2 separate regions of the Homo sapiens genome follow, and region 1 is linked to region 2. A link is an interaction called in ENCODE POLR2A ChIA-PET data of the cell type or tissue named here. Cell type or tissue: HepG2. All regions are shown on one strand. Links, peaks and the distances in the headings refer to the core of each region. The heading gives the core; the rest is flanking DNA.

Region 1 (3,525 bases), core at 1-2,500, 140 kb before region 2:
CACCATGAAAAGCCGTTTGCCTGCTCACTGGAGGGGTCAGTGCTGGTCTAAGGTCCTCTAGGAAAGGTCAGTGTGTCAGGGGCCTGGTGCACGAGAGGAACTGAGAACCCTGTTCACCCCTTACAGGCAGGGGAAGAAGCAGAAGCAACAGGTGCTTGAGCCTTTGGACACTGAGGCCAGTGGTCTAACCCCTAGGGGCTGTCCCACTTGCTTTGGACAGTTGAGTCCTTCCACTTTGATAATCTCTTGGGCAGCAGGTTAAACTGTTTGGGGAGCTGGGTGCAGTGGCTCACGCCTGTAATCCCAGCACTTTGGGAGGCCGAGGCAGGCGCGTCACCTGAGGTCAGGAGTTCGAAAGCAGCCTGGCCAACATAGTGAAACCTTGTCTCTACTAAAAATACAAAAAATGAGGCTGGGCATGGTGGCTCACACCTATAATCCTAGCACTTTGGGAGGCCGAGGCTGGCGGATCACTTGAGGTTAGGAGTTTGAAACCAGCTTGGCCAACATGGTGAAACCTCGTCTCTATTAAAAAAAAAAAAAAAAAAAATTAGCTGGGCGTGGTGGTGGATGCCTGTAATCCCGGCTACTTGGGAGGCTAGGAACAAAAGAATTGCATACCCGGGAGGCAGAGGTTGCAGTGAGCTGAGATCGCACCATTGCACTCCAGCCTGGGTGACAGAGCAAGACCCTGTCTTAAAACAAACAAAAAATGTTTTGGCCATTGTGATCCTGTAACTTGGGGAAGGGAAGACTGAGAGGTTGGAGACTGTCAGGGGGTAGAGAGGATGTCACTGGCCAGGGAAGAGGGGATGGATGATGCAGAAGTCAAAAACTGGTAGCTCAAGCACTGAAACTGGTCCTGCTGTATTTTTAAACAATTGAGCAAACATGGAAAGATCAGATTCCACCCCAAACTCCACATTTCTGGGTTCTCTTACAAAAATCACAAGAGTTTGCATTCTCACATACCATCAACTGGCCGAAGCAGAATAGGGGCACCCCCTGTAGTCGGGGGTGGATGTCCCAGTTTTGCAGTCACACACTCCAATATTTGCCCTAAGCAGAGGGTCACTGACATTGACCACAGTACTTGCTTTGTTTTCCTTATGGTTAAAAACAGTTTCCCTCCTCGTCCCTGGGGCACTGGGGTTGCAGTGGGCCTGTGTTTAATCAAGGTACATGCGGGAGTCTATTTTGAAGCTGAAGAGAAAGAGGGGGGTTGAATAGCAGTGGGGCTTGAGGTGAACCCCAGGAAGAAGAGAGAATAGTAGTGGGGTTTGAGGTGAAGCCCATGCTGACTAGGAGGGCTCTGAAACACAGGTGGAGGGAGGAAGGCGAGGGGTCCCAGACCACTGCTCAGGAAGGTTCTAGTGATGAAGGAGCCAAGATCAGACCAGGCCTTAGAAGGCAGAGAAGATGCCTTCATTTTTATTCAGAATTGAAATAATCAACAGCTTAACTTCTTTGGCCCAATTTCTGGGTGTGGCAACTTTAAGGGGCAACCTTAAAGGGGCCTCAGGTTTGGGCAGTGGAAGACTCAAATGGAGAACCCGAACACCCCATTCTCTGCACTCAGACCAGGACAGCTTTCATCCATCCGCTCAGGGCTCCTACACACCTACCCTGGGCTTGGGGATAGATCTGAACCCTTATCTTGCTCCATCCTGTCTTCCTCAAAATATGTCGTGTGGCAGGCTGTAACATCAGCACTGTCATCAAACAAGCCTGGGGCCTCACAAGGGCACTGGAAAGATGATTTTTTTTCTTTTTTTTGAGACAGAGTCTTGCTCTGTCACCCAGGCTGGAGTGCAGTGGCACGATCTCGGCTCACTGCAACCTCTGCCTACTGGGTTCAACCAATTCTCCTGCCTGCCTCAACCTCCCAAGTAGCTGGGACTACAGGCATGCGCCACCACGCCCGGCTAATTATTATATTTTTTAGTAGAGACAGGGTTTCACTATGTTGGCCAGGCTGGTTTTGAACTCCTGACCTCAAGTGATTCACCCGCCTCGGCCTCCCAAAGTGCTGGGATTACAGGCATGAGCCACTGTGCCCGGCCAGAAAGATGATTGTAAAAATGGACTGGGTGGTCTGAAGGAAGGGCAAGGAAGACCCATTTGCTGGTTTTGTTAAAGAAAAAAAAAAAAGTACATATAATGCCTGGATTTGCCTTTGGGAGGGAAATCCTGCCCAGTCCCTCTTTCTTCCAGGCATGGAATCCTAGGCTGTGGGATAATGAGCACAATGCCAAGTGTCAGCTGGACAGAGAGGAAGGGCATGAGGGATGGGCTTTGGTGCACATGACGCTGGGGACAGTAGAGGACAGAGGAGGAACTACACATGTGGGGCCCCTACCCTTGAGCTGCACCCAGATTTTCATCAAGGGCCCATCAGGATCAGGTGTCTGTGGGAGCCTCTTGCCTAGGGTGAGCTTAGACTGCATCACACCTTCAACAGTTCCCCTGCAACTCTCAAATAATGGATAGGTTAAAGCCAGAGGAGGGTTAATTTGCCCACAAGTCTTTCTGTGCTTTCCTTGTGCCATCACTCAGCTAGGCAGAATACATTCTCTCGCTCTTAGCCATCCCAAGGGAGGCAGAGATGATCAGACATAACTTTTGAACCCCCATCTCACTGGAGAAGGGAAATCCTACATGGGAAATGCTCATCCTGCCCAACTTGGGGCTGGCACCTTCATTTCCAAATGATGCTGGGGAGTCAGGTCAGTTTCTGTACTGGAAGCATAAAGCACATGGCTTGAAATCAGCTCCCAGGAAAGGATCATTCTTTGTGCCTGAGAGCAAAGCCAAGGGAAACGTGGCAAAAAGAGGTCACTTTGTTAATATTCCCCTTCTCTCCACCAATCCCCTTATTCAGAATGCAGCAAGGCAGTTTTCTAGTCATGCAGTCCACGCATGAGGAATAAATACACCTCATGTCTTCCACCTGCTGCCAGTGCGGTGATGAGATGCAGAGCTGAGGGGCTGAGGAAGAGGCTTCTGTGTCAAGGTAGATTCAGCTGGTGGTCTAGTATTGCCCAAACGACTTCCGTAGGGATAGGAAAGGCCCCTGCTTGTTAACAAAGAAGAGGGAAAGGGCAGAGAACCTGGATCCATCTGAGATCTGTGGGCTTTTTACTTTTTCAGCCATTTGAGGGTTGACTGGCTCTAAGGAAAAGCTGTTTGCTGGCAGACACAGGTGGCTGGTGACAAAGGGAACAGAGCAGGGGAATGGATAGCTCAAAACGAGCCTCGCCACTCCTGAACAGAACAGCAATCCCAGCTGTGTCCTTTCGAGGGTGAGTGAAAGCACATGCTGTCCTTTACATGCTTGAGGCGGACTTGCCTGTCTCTTCAGGCCGGATGCTCTTCAGGGCCCTGTGGGGCTTAAACACATGTACTGAGCTAGCTCCAATCTTAATCTGCACAACATCGCAACCCCTGAGTTCCTATTAGTTCTGCAAAACAAAGCAAAACAAATCCCCACCAAAATTTCAGATTTGTAGCATCTGCTAAAACCAA
Region 2 (9,829 bases), core at 3,751-6,250:
ATGTACTTTTGTCTCCTGGCCAAACACAACTAAATAAGATCAAATGGATTAACTTTAGCATTATTTAGAGTACAGTGATCTTACAGCAAAATTCTTCCTTTTTAGAGGACAATTCTATTATTTTTGACAAATGCACACAGTTATAATCCACAATCACCCCCAAATTCTCTTGTGCCCTTTTGTTGTCAGCTCCCTTCCCCACCTCCAGTTGCTGACACCCACTGATCTGTTTTATGTCTCTAAAGTTTTCACTATTCCAGAATGTTACATAAATTGAATAACACAATATATAGCCTTTTGAGTCTGGCTTTGGTCAGTTATCATACTGCATTTGAGATCTATATCATCGTGTGTATCAATGGTTCATTTCTTTTTATTGTGGAATAGTTTTCCATTGTATGGTTGTATCATAGTTTGTGTATCCCTTCACCAGTTGAGGGACATTTGGATTATTTCCAGTTCTTGGCAATTATGAAAAAAGCCACTATAGACATCCATGTCCCAATTTTTTTTTCTCCCTCTGTCACCCAAGCTGGAGTGCAGTGGTGCAAATCTCAGCTTACTGCAATCTCTACCTCGCAGGCCCAAGCAATCCTCCCACCTCAGCCTCCCAAGTAGCTGGGACCACAGGCGTGAGCCACCATGACTAGTTAATTTTTGTATTTTTTGTAGAGTCGGGGTTTTGCCACGTTGCCCAGGCTGGTCTCGAGCTCCTGAGCTCAAGTGATCCGCCTGCCTCAGCCTCCTAAAGTGCTGGGATTACAGGTGTGAGCCACCAAGCCAGGTCCCATGTACCAATTCTTGAGTGAACCTGTTTTCTTTTACTTGGATAAATATCAAGGAGTGAAATTGCTGGGTCTTATGTTAGGTGTATATTTGACTCTATAAAAGTTGTTAAGTGTATGTTTAATTTTATTAGAGACTGCCAAACAGTTTCCTAAAGTGGCTGTACCATTTTGCATTCCCACTAAGAACATATGAGAGCTCCAATTGCTCCCCATCTTCATCATTACTTGTTATTGTCAGGGCTTTAGAGTGTTTGTGTGTTTGTTTTTACTCATTCTAATAGATGTATAGTAGTATCTCATTGTGGTTTTCATATGCATTTCTCTAAAGAGTAATGATCTTCGCATCTTTTCATGTGCTTATCATTAATGTATCTTTGCTGAACCACCTGTTCAAATCTTTTGTCCATTTATTATTGGATTGTTTGTTACTTATTACTGAGTTTTAAGCATTCTTTATATATTCTGGGTCCAAGTTCTTTATCAGATACATGTTTTGCAAATACTTCCTCCCAGCTTGTGGTTTGTCTTTTTATTCTCTTAATGTCATTTGAAGGGCAGAAATTTTTAATTTTGATGAAGTCCAATTTTATCAATAGTTTCTCTTAGGGCTCATGCCTTTGGTGTGGTATTCAAAAATTTTTTGCCTAACTGAAAGTAAAAAATATGTTATACGTTTTTTTCTAGAAGTTCTATAGTTTTACATTTAAGTCTATGATCCATTTGGAGTTAATTTTTATAGTAAATTATCCTTTAGATAAATACAAAATGTAAAAGATATAAATTTTATCTTGAATATCAGCCATTTTTACCACTCTTCATTTCTTTGGGTAGAGCCAAGGTTCTGTCTGGTTATCACATTCAAAGTGTCCTTTTAACAAGATCTTTGTAGACCTTAAAAGGAAAAGGAGGCCAGGTGCGGTGGCTCACACCTGTAATCCCAGCACTTTGGGAGGCTGAGGCAGGTGGATCACTTGAGGTCAGGAGTTCAAGACCAGCCTGGCAAACATGGTGAAACCCCATCTCTACTAAAAATACAAAAATTAGCCGGGCGTGGTGGTGTCACCTGTAGTCCCAGCTACTTGGGAGGCTGAGACAGGAGAACTGCTTGAACCCAGGAGGCGGAGGTTGCAGTGAGCCGAGATCACACCACTGCACTCCAGCCTGGGTGACAGAGAGAGACTCTGTCAAAAAAAAAAAAAAAAAAAAAAAAAGACAACGGCAAACACAGTGATTGAAATAGGAGGCTGTTGTGGAAGCTGGAAACAAACAGTGGGTGATAACAAACCTAAAATAACTGACTCTGACACGAGCAGTGGAGAAGGCACAGTCAGAACTCTGCTTTGCACATAACTCCCTAAAGACCCTGGTATATGAGGTACCAGGTACTTCTGGAAGTGGAGAAGAAGGTAGGGTTAAAAGAAAAAAAAAAAGATTGTTTAAAAGCCTATTTAAGAAACAGGTACATTCTCAGATTCTCTTCCACACTCAACACAGCTGGGCAACTTCCCCTTCCAATTCCCAAAAGATGAAGGTTTATTGTGGAGAGGTTAAAATAAACAGTCTCTAGGCTGCGAGATGCCAGATGCAGCCGAGGGTTGGGGCTACCATTCAGGAAACAGGGGGACAGGGAATCTTTACAAGTTAAAATTCGAGACCACCCTTCCCAAACCTCTTCTTCCACTCAGCACCCAGACCCTGCCCACATTATTAAACCCCATAGGGGAGGGGTTTAAGAGTCCTTCTTACAGAATCAGACCAGCTCATGAGGAAAAAACTCTGAAGGGTTCCCCCTAAAAGTTCCAGTCAGATCACTACAGTGACTCCATTGTGGGTAAGCCCAGCCATGAACTCAGCCAGCCTTGTAAGTGTTTAGTGCCTTGTTCTCAAACAGGGGCAGACAAGGCATTCCCAGAATGACAGCAGATCACCAAGTGTGGCTTGTGACATTTCAAATGGGAGCAGGCTAGAAGACTTCAGAAGAGATTTCTTCAGAGAAGTTAAAATTGACTGAAAACCTGAAACATCTAAAGAAACCTTATAATGTGAAAAATGGGACCCAAAATAAACACAGTGAAAAGAGCAACTTGGAGGAAACAGAGACATCCAGGGAAAAGAAAATCTCACTAACGCTGAGATTAGATCAAAGAGATTAGGTCAAATATGGCATTCAAGAAACAAGATAGAATGTTATTTTTAAAAAAGAATCTTCAGAGAATAAAAATATTCTCTTGGAAATTGAAAACAGGATAGCAGAAATTAAAATTTCAGTAGGAGTTGGAAGATAAAATTAAATCTCTTAGAAAGCAAATGAAACAAATGGAATGGAAATGGGAGAGAAAAGACAAGAAAATTACAGGACCAATCCAGAAAGTCCAACTCCTGACTTTCCCACCCCTTCTCCACTTAAGAAGCCCGGGGCTGTGGGGAGTTCCTGCCCCACCCATCTCAGACACAGGAGAGACATCTCCTTCTACCAGGGGCCCGAAAGTTCTGAAGAGCAGTAAGTCCCAGGATAGCAAAGATGCAGGTTGAGGGGGGCAAAAATAGGCACCTGCCCCCAGGCCTCACCTTGCGCGCACGCTCTGGGATGGACACAGGTGGCCCCAGGGTGGGATGTGGCCGGAGGACACGTGGGCCCCGAGGTGCCTGCAGGCCGGCGGGTGTGGACACCAGCTTCGCAGGAGCAGCGGGAGCAGAGCTCGGCGCGCTCGCGTGCAGCGGGCCCAGTGGCCGCGGAGCGGAGCCCGAGGACCAGAAGACGCCGGAACTGGAGAGACCCGGAGCGCCTTGGCCTCGGTCGCCTGTGCCCAGAGCGGCGTGGGTCCCCGGGCTCCCCCAGAGCTGGCGGTCTTTGAGTGCACAGGGAAGGCGCAGGGTCGGCGGCTGCGCTCAGACTCGGTCTCCTGCTGGCGGGAGAAACGCAGAGGCGACCGGGGAGGGAGGGCGCAGCGAGCCTGGGGCCGGGGCGAGGGGCAGCCGCATCACCGTGTCCGCGCTCCGGGCACACGTGCGGGGTCCCCTCCCCAGCACTGCTGGACCGGGGAGGTGGACCCCAGCCTGCACTCCTCCTCCTGGAGAGAGCAGGCCCGGGACACCTCCACTCTTGGACGGCCTCCCCACATCCTCTACCACTTCAGTATTTCCTCGGCAGCGTCCAGAGGGAGGGACGCGTTGAAGATGCCTGGACGGAACAAAGACGCGCCGGCTGCTGCGAGGAGGAAGCAGAGGAGGAACTGGCTTGAGGGAGGCGCAGAATTTTGGAGTGGGGGACGTGGTTGAAAGTACAAGTAAGGCCGGGCGCGGTGGCTCACGCCTGAAATCCCAGCACTTTGGGAGGCCAAGGCGGACGGATCACGAGGTCAGGAGATCCAGACCATCCTGGCTAACATGGTGAAACCCCGTCTCTACTAAAAATACAAAAAAATTAGCCGGGCATGGTAGCGGGTGCCTGTAGTCCCAGCTACTCGGGAGGCTGAGGCAGGAGAATGGCGTGAACCCAGGAGGCGGAGCTTGCAGTGAGCCGAGATCCCGCCACTGCACTCCAGCCTGGGCGACAGAGCGAGACTCCGTCTCAAAAAAAAAAAAAAAAAAAAAAAAGAAAAGAAAACTCACCCGTCGTAGTACAAAGACAGTAAGTAGCATCTCCGTTTATAGAAGGAGTTAGGATACAGAAGATAATGAGTAAAATGAGATTTAATAAGATAGAATAGACAAATATTGTTGAGCATCTTTTCATGTGCTAACTGCCATCTGAATAGTATGTCTTTTTTGGCGAAGTATTGTTCAAGTCTTCTGTCCATTTTGATGAAGCCCAATTTATTCATTTTTAAATTTTACAAATCAAGATTTTGGTGTTGTGTCTAATAAATCTTTGGCTAGCCTAAGACCACAAAGATTTTCTTCCAGGTTTGTAGTTTTACATGTATGTCTACGATCCATTTGAGGAAATTTTTGAATGTGGTTTTTCTTTTCTTTCGTTTGTTGCACGCAGATACCCACACTTTTTAGCATTTTTGATTAAAAAACTATCCTTTCCCCCCTCAGAATTGCCTTTATGCCTGTGGGGAGTTGATCTATGTCTGGATTCTCCAATCTGTTCCACTGATTTATTTGTTTATATTATGACACTATCACACAGTCTTGATTGTTGCAATTTTATGTATAATGTCTAATCAAGTAGTGTAATTCCTCCAACTTCATGTTTCTTTTTCAAAATTGTTTTGGCTAGTTTCGAGTACTTTGAATTTCTATATAAATTTTAGAATTGGCATGTGATTTTTTCTACCAAAAAAAATGCCTGCTGGGATTTTGGCTAGGATCACGTTGAATTTATAGTTCAATTTGAAGAGAATTAGTGTGGTAACAATATTGAGTCTTCTGATCCATATGCATGGCATATTTCTGTGTTTATTTAGGTCTTTAATTTTTTTCAGGAAGTTTTATAGGTTTCAGTGGTGTGTAGATCAAGCACATCTTTTGTTCCATTTCCCCAAGTATTTCATATTTTAATGCCATTGAAGATGGGATGGTGTTTTTGTTTTATTATTTATGTATTTATTTATTTATTTTGAGACAGACTCTTGCTCTTTTGCCCAGGCTGGAGTGCAGTGGCGCGACCTTGGCTTACCGCAACCTCCATCTCCCAGGTTCAAGCAATTCTCCTGCCTCAGCCTCCAGAGTAGCTGGGACTACAGGCACCTGCCACCACATCTGGCTAATTTTTGTATTTTTAGTAGAGATGGGGTTTCACCATGTTGGCCAGGCTGGTCTTGAACTCCGGGCTTCAGGTGATCTGCCTGCCTTGGCCTCCCAAAGTGCTGGGATTACAGGCATGAGCCACTGCACAAAGATGGTGTTTTAAAATTTTTCAACTTCCTTCCTTCCTTCTTTCCTTCCTTCCTTCTTTCCTTCCTTCCTTCTTTCCTTCCTTCCTTCCTTCCTTCCTTCCTTCCTTCCTTCCTTCTTCCTTCCTTCCTTCCTTCCTTCCTCCCTCCCTCCCTCTCTCTATCCCTTTCTTTCTTCTTTCTTTCTTTCATAGGGTCTCACTCTTGTCATTTAGGCTGAAGTACAGTGGTATGCTCTTGGCTCGCTGCAGCCTTATGGCAGCCTTGACTTCCCTCACTCAGGTTATCCTCACACCTCAGCCTCCCACAGGTGTGTGCCATGCCCAGCTAGTTTTTTGTATTTTTTGTAGACAGGGTTTCGCCATGTTGTCCAGGCTGGTCTCAAACCCCTGGACTCAAGCAATCGGGCTGCCTCGGCCTACCAAAGTGCTAGGATTACAGGTGTGAGCCACTGTGACCAGCCACAATTTTCAATTTCTGATAATTCATTGCTGGTCTATAGAAATACACTTAATTTTGGGGCTGGGTGCGGTGGCTCACACCTGTAATCCCAGCACTTTGGGAAGCCGGGGCAGGCAGATCACATGAGGCCAGAAGTTTGAGACCAGCCTGACGAACATGGCGAAACCCAGTCTCTACTAAAAATACAAAAATTAGCCAGGAGTAATAGCGCACACCTGTAATCCCACCACTTTGGGAAGCCAAGGTGGGTGGATCACCTGAGGTCAGGAGTTCGAGACCAGCCTGGCCAACATGATGAAACCCCATCTCTACTAAAAATACAAAAAATTAGCTGGGCATGGTGATGAGCACCTGTAATCCCAGCTACTCGGGAGGCTGAGGCAGGAGAATCGCCTGAACTTGGGAGGTAAGGTTGCGGTTAGCTGAAATCCCACCATTGCACTTCAGCCTGGGCAACAAGAGTGAAACTCCATCTTAAAACAAAAACAAAAACAAAAAACAAAAAAGAAACATTTTAACAAAAACAAAGCAAGATACCTTTGCTAATACCTTCATTTTTCTGTAACATATTTCATAAAGATAGCACAAATTTCTGAGGGTGTTTTAACATACTGTTCCATTCCAAAATTGATAAATTCAGGATTATATACTTTAAAATAGAGATTAGGTTTCTGGTTCCTGCCAAAATGTCAAATTAGCTTCACTAGCTCCTTCCACAACTTCATCAACCTTGGATTCTAAAGGGAATGCTTACATTTCCCCATGTAGGATGGCATTTATTATAGGATTTTTGTAGACATATTTTCTCAAGTTAAGAAAGTTCTCTTTTATTCTTAATCTTCTAAGGCTCGTTTTTTAAATCACAAATTAACATTGAACTTAATTTCTTTCTGCATCTATTGAGTTGATCATATGTTTTTTTTCTGTTAATCTGTTAAAAGGATGAATAACTTTTATACCATTTTATCATTTAATTAAGTTCTAAGTACTTTAAAATTTTCACTGTGCTTTCTTCTTTGACCTATGAATTATTATTATTATTATTTAGTGTCTCGCTCTGTCACCTAGACTGGAGTGCAATGACATGATCACAGTTCACTGCAATCTCAAACTCCTAGGCTCAAGGGATCCTCCCACCTCAGCCTCCCCAGTAGCTGGGACTACAGCATTATGCCACCACACCCAGCCAATTTTTAAATTTTTTTGTAGAGACAGGGTCCCACTTTGTTGCCCAGGCTGTTCTTGAACTCCTGGCCTCAAGCCATCCTCCCACCTTGGCCTCCCAAAGTGTTGGGATTACAGGCGTGAGCCACCATGCATGGCCCTGTGAATTATTTAGATCTGTTTTCATTTTCAAATATTAAATTTTAACATAATTGCATTATGGTCAGAAAGTAAAATGTATATAATTCCTGTTCTGTGAAGTTTGTTGTAACTTTCACTTTTTCCCCAATGTACAATTAGGTCACTGCCTATCAATCTCACTTTTTTGTTTGTTTGTTTGTTTTTTGTTTTTTCAAGCTTACTCTAAAATATGATTCCCAGGACCCTACATCCCAGTGGGAGATTCGAAAGGTTAGTGCAGCAGTCTAGCTGAGGTCAAGATGGGAGGCCTCCTCATGGAGTGATTTCACATGATCCTAATGGGGAACCTTCTCAAATTATTGACCACTAGGCCATATGTCATAATTAGCTCCCTATCAGTCTCCTCTGCTCCAAAACTCTTGCAGCCTCCAGCACCATGGACAGCGGAAAGCGCTGACCTGGGGTCTACAGTGCTTTGGATTCCTCACTGTTGTACTTGCTAGGACCTCATCCAAAATCTTTGCCTTTGAACCTGGGACTTCCTAGAGAAAGTTTCAGTAAAAGTTTCAATTATGGCCAGGACTATATTGCCTCTCCTGGAGCTGACTGTCTTCAAAGAGGTCTTGACTCAGCGTTTATTCTCCAAAACAGATTCTCAGTCCCATGGAACCTCCATGGGATATGGGAAGAGAACGGTGTTGGACATCTGGGACAGGGTGTTGATGCTCCACTTCTCTGTGCTGGGCCTGGTCTTCTGCAACAGCAAAGATGAGAGAAGCCTCTGTCTCATTTCTTCTACCCTCTTCCAGACAATTAGGTCACATGGTTCCTCTACCAGTCATGACTTTCCTGATGGGGTGTGAGCTATGCCTTATAAGGGTCTTTATAAACCTAGCACAGTTTAAGGGACATCTGTAGTCTGCTCTGATTAGTGATCCACTGGCCGAAAGGTAGGAATTCTAGGAAAGCTGCTAGCATAATACAGGGATGTCTAAACCCTTGTATTCCTAAAGTGATCAAAACTAAAAATAAAAACAAAATATGTCTCAGTACTGAAATGATGGAGGGTGACACCCACAAATCATACACAACCAGAGAGGAGCTCCTCATGGGTCGAATTCACATCAGACTGTGGTGTGTGGCAAAATCAACCTCCCTGCTTTATACAAGACACACACACACACACACACACACACACACTCACACACACCTTTACCAAGAAAATGTCAGAATATATAGGAATTAGAAAGAGGAAATTCTGGTTTATCTTCACTATCAGCTACTTGCTGGTAAGGCTGATGCTGATGAAATGGGCTTTTGAAGATTTACGAGCACTCTGGAACCCCTTTCTAATGCCATAGCTCATCTGTTTTCAGTGACAGATGCAAATTGGTGGTGTAAGATGGACCTACAGAGAAGGAAAGATATCTCTTGTCTATGCGCAGATCTTTCTCTGACCTTACATCTCATTAATATAGACACTGGGCATGGTGGCACACATCTGTAGTCCCAGCTACTCCAGGAGGCTGAAGAGGGCCAATTGCTTGAGCCCAGGAGTTAGAGGCCAGCCTTGGCATTTTAGCAAGACTCTGTGTCTCTCTCTTTTTTTTTTTTTTTTTTTTGAGATAGACTCTCGCTCTATTGCCCAGACTGGAATGCAGTGGCATGATCTTGGCTCACTGCAATTTCCGCCTCCTGGGTTCAAGCGATTCTCCTGTCTCAGCCTCCCAAGTAGCTGGGATTACAGGCATGCGCCACCACACCCCGCTATTTTTTTAAATATTTTTGACAGAGATGGGGTTTCACCATGTTGGCCAGGGTGGTCTCAAACTCCTGACCTCAAGTGATCTATCCGTCTTGGCCTCCCAAAGTGCTGGGATAACAGGCGTGAGCCGCTGCGCCCGGCCAAGATCCCATTTCTAAAAAAAAAAGAAAAAGAAAAAGAAAAGAAAGAAAAAAAGAAAGAATAGGGACTGACACTGGGCCACAGTTTCCTGAGGAGTTGTTAGAAGTGAAAATAAGAGCCAGAATAATCCCAAACCTCCCCCACTGTCCCTGTGGTATGAGGGGCTGGGGAAGATGCGAACCTCATCCAGAGAGGACCGTGAGGAAAGAAGTGTGTTCAAAGAGAAGTACATGTCAGATAAGTTACAGGGACAGCAGAAGGCCATTGTGTGTACAAGCTGGGGAAGGAAAAATTTTTTACATCTTAGAATGGAGGTTCTACCTGCCTCTGTGGAAAGGGGTGTTTGTATGAGATGGAAGAAGGATGTGTTGGGAAAATGGGAGCCAAGTGCAGTAGGATGGGAGTTGCTACTTGAGACAAGGAGAGATGTGATTTGGGGCATACTGAATGGGATGTGAAGAGGACATGGAAGAAATTCACCTGTTTTTATGGGGTCTGCACACTTGGGGATGGCAAGGGTGTGG

What was found. ChIA-PET counts read pairs that join two places held together with the same protein. Peaks named below come from ENCODE experiments on the same cell type or tissue, not always from the same donor. Only the 100,000 strongest peaks of a DNase experiment are listed, where the experiment ranks them.
Region 1: POLR2A ChIA-PET joins it to region 2 with 6 read pairs; 2 of 35 experiments call an interaction of 5 or more read pairs at or near these places.

What each region holds. Positions count from the first base shown.
Region 1 is chr17:47,929,598-47,933,122 of GRCh38, reverse strand. The region is part of intron 1 of SP2-AS1 (SP2 antisense RNA 1); the gene reads left to right. It also overlaps a transcript of SP2 not described here. Among named protein-coding and RNA genes, the nearest start is that of SP2-AS1, 10 kb to the left of the region's middle. In HepG2, for the core only: no CTCF peak of the experiment used is centred there; a DNase peak (open chromatin) is centred at 1,092.
Region 2 is chr17:47,783,910-47,793,738 of GRCh38, reverse strand. No RefSeq gene overlaps it. Among named protein-coding and RNA genes, the nearest start is that of OSBPL7, 33 kb to the left of the region's middle. RefSeq lists enhancers at 2,926-3,726, 3,727-4,529. In HepG2, for the core only: no CTCF peak of the experiment used is centred there; no DNase peak of the experiment used is centred there; H3K27me3 peaks cover 728 bases.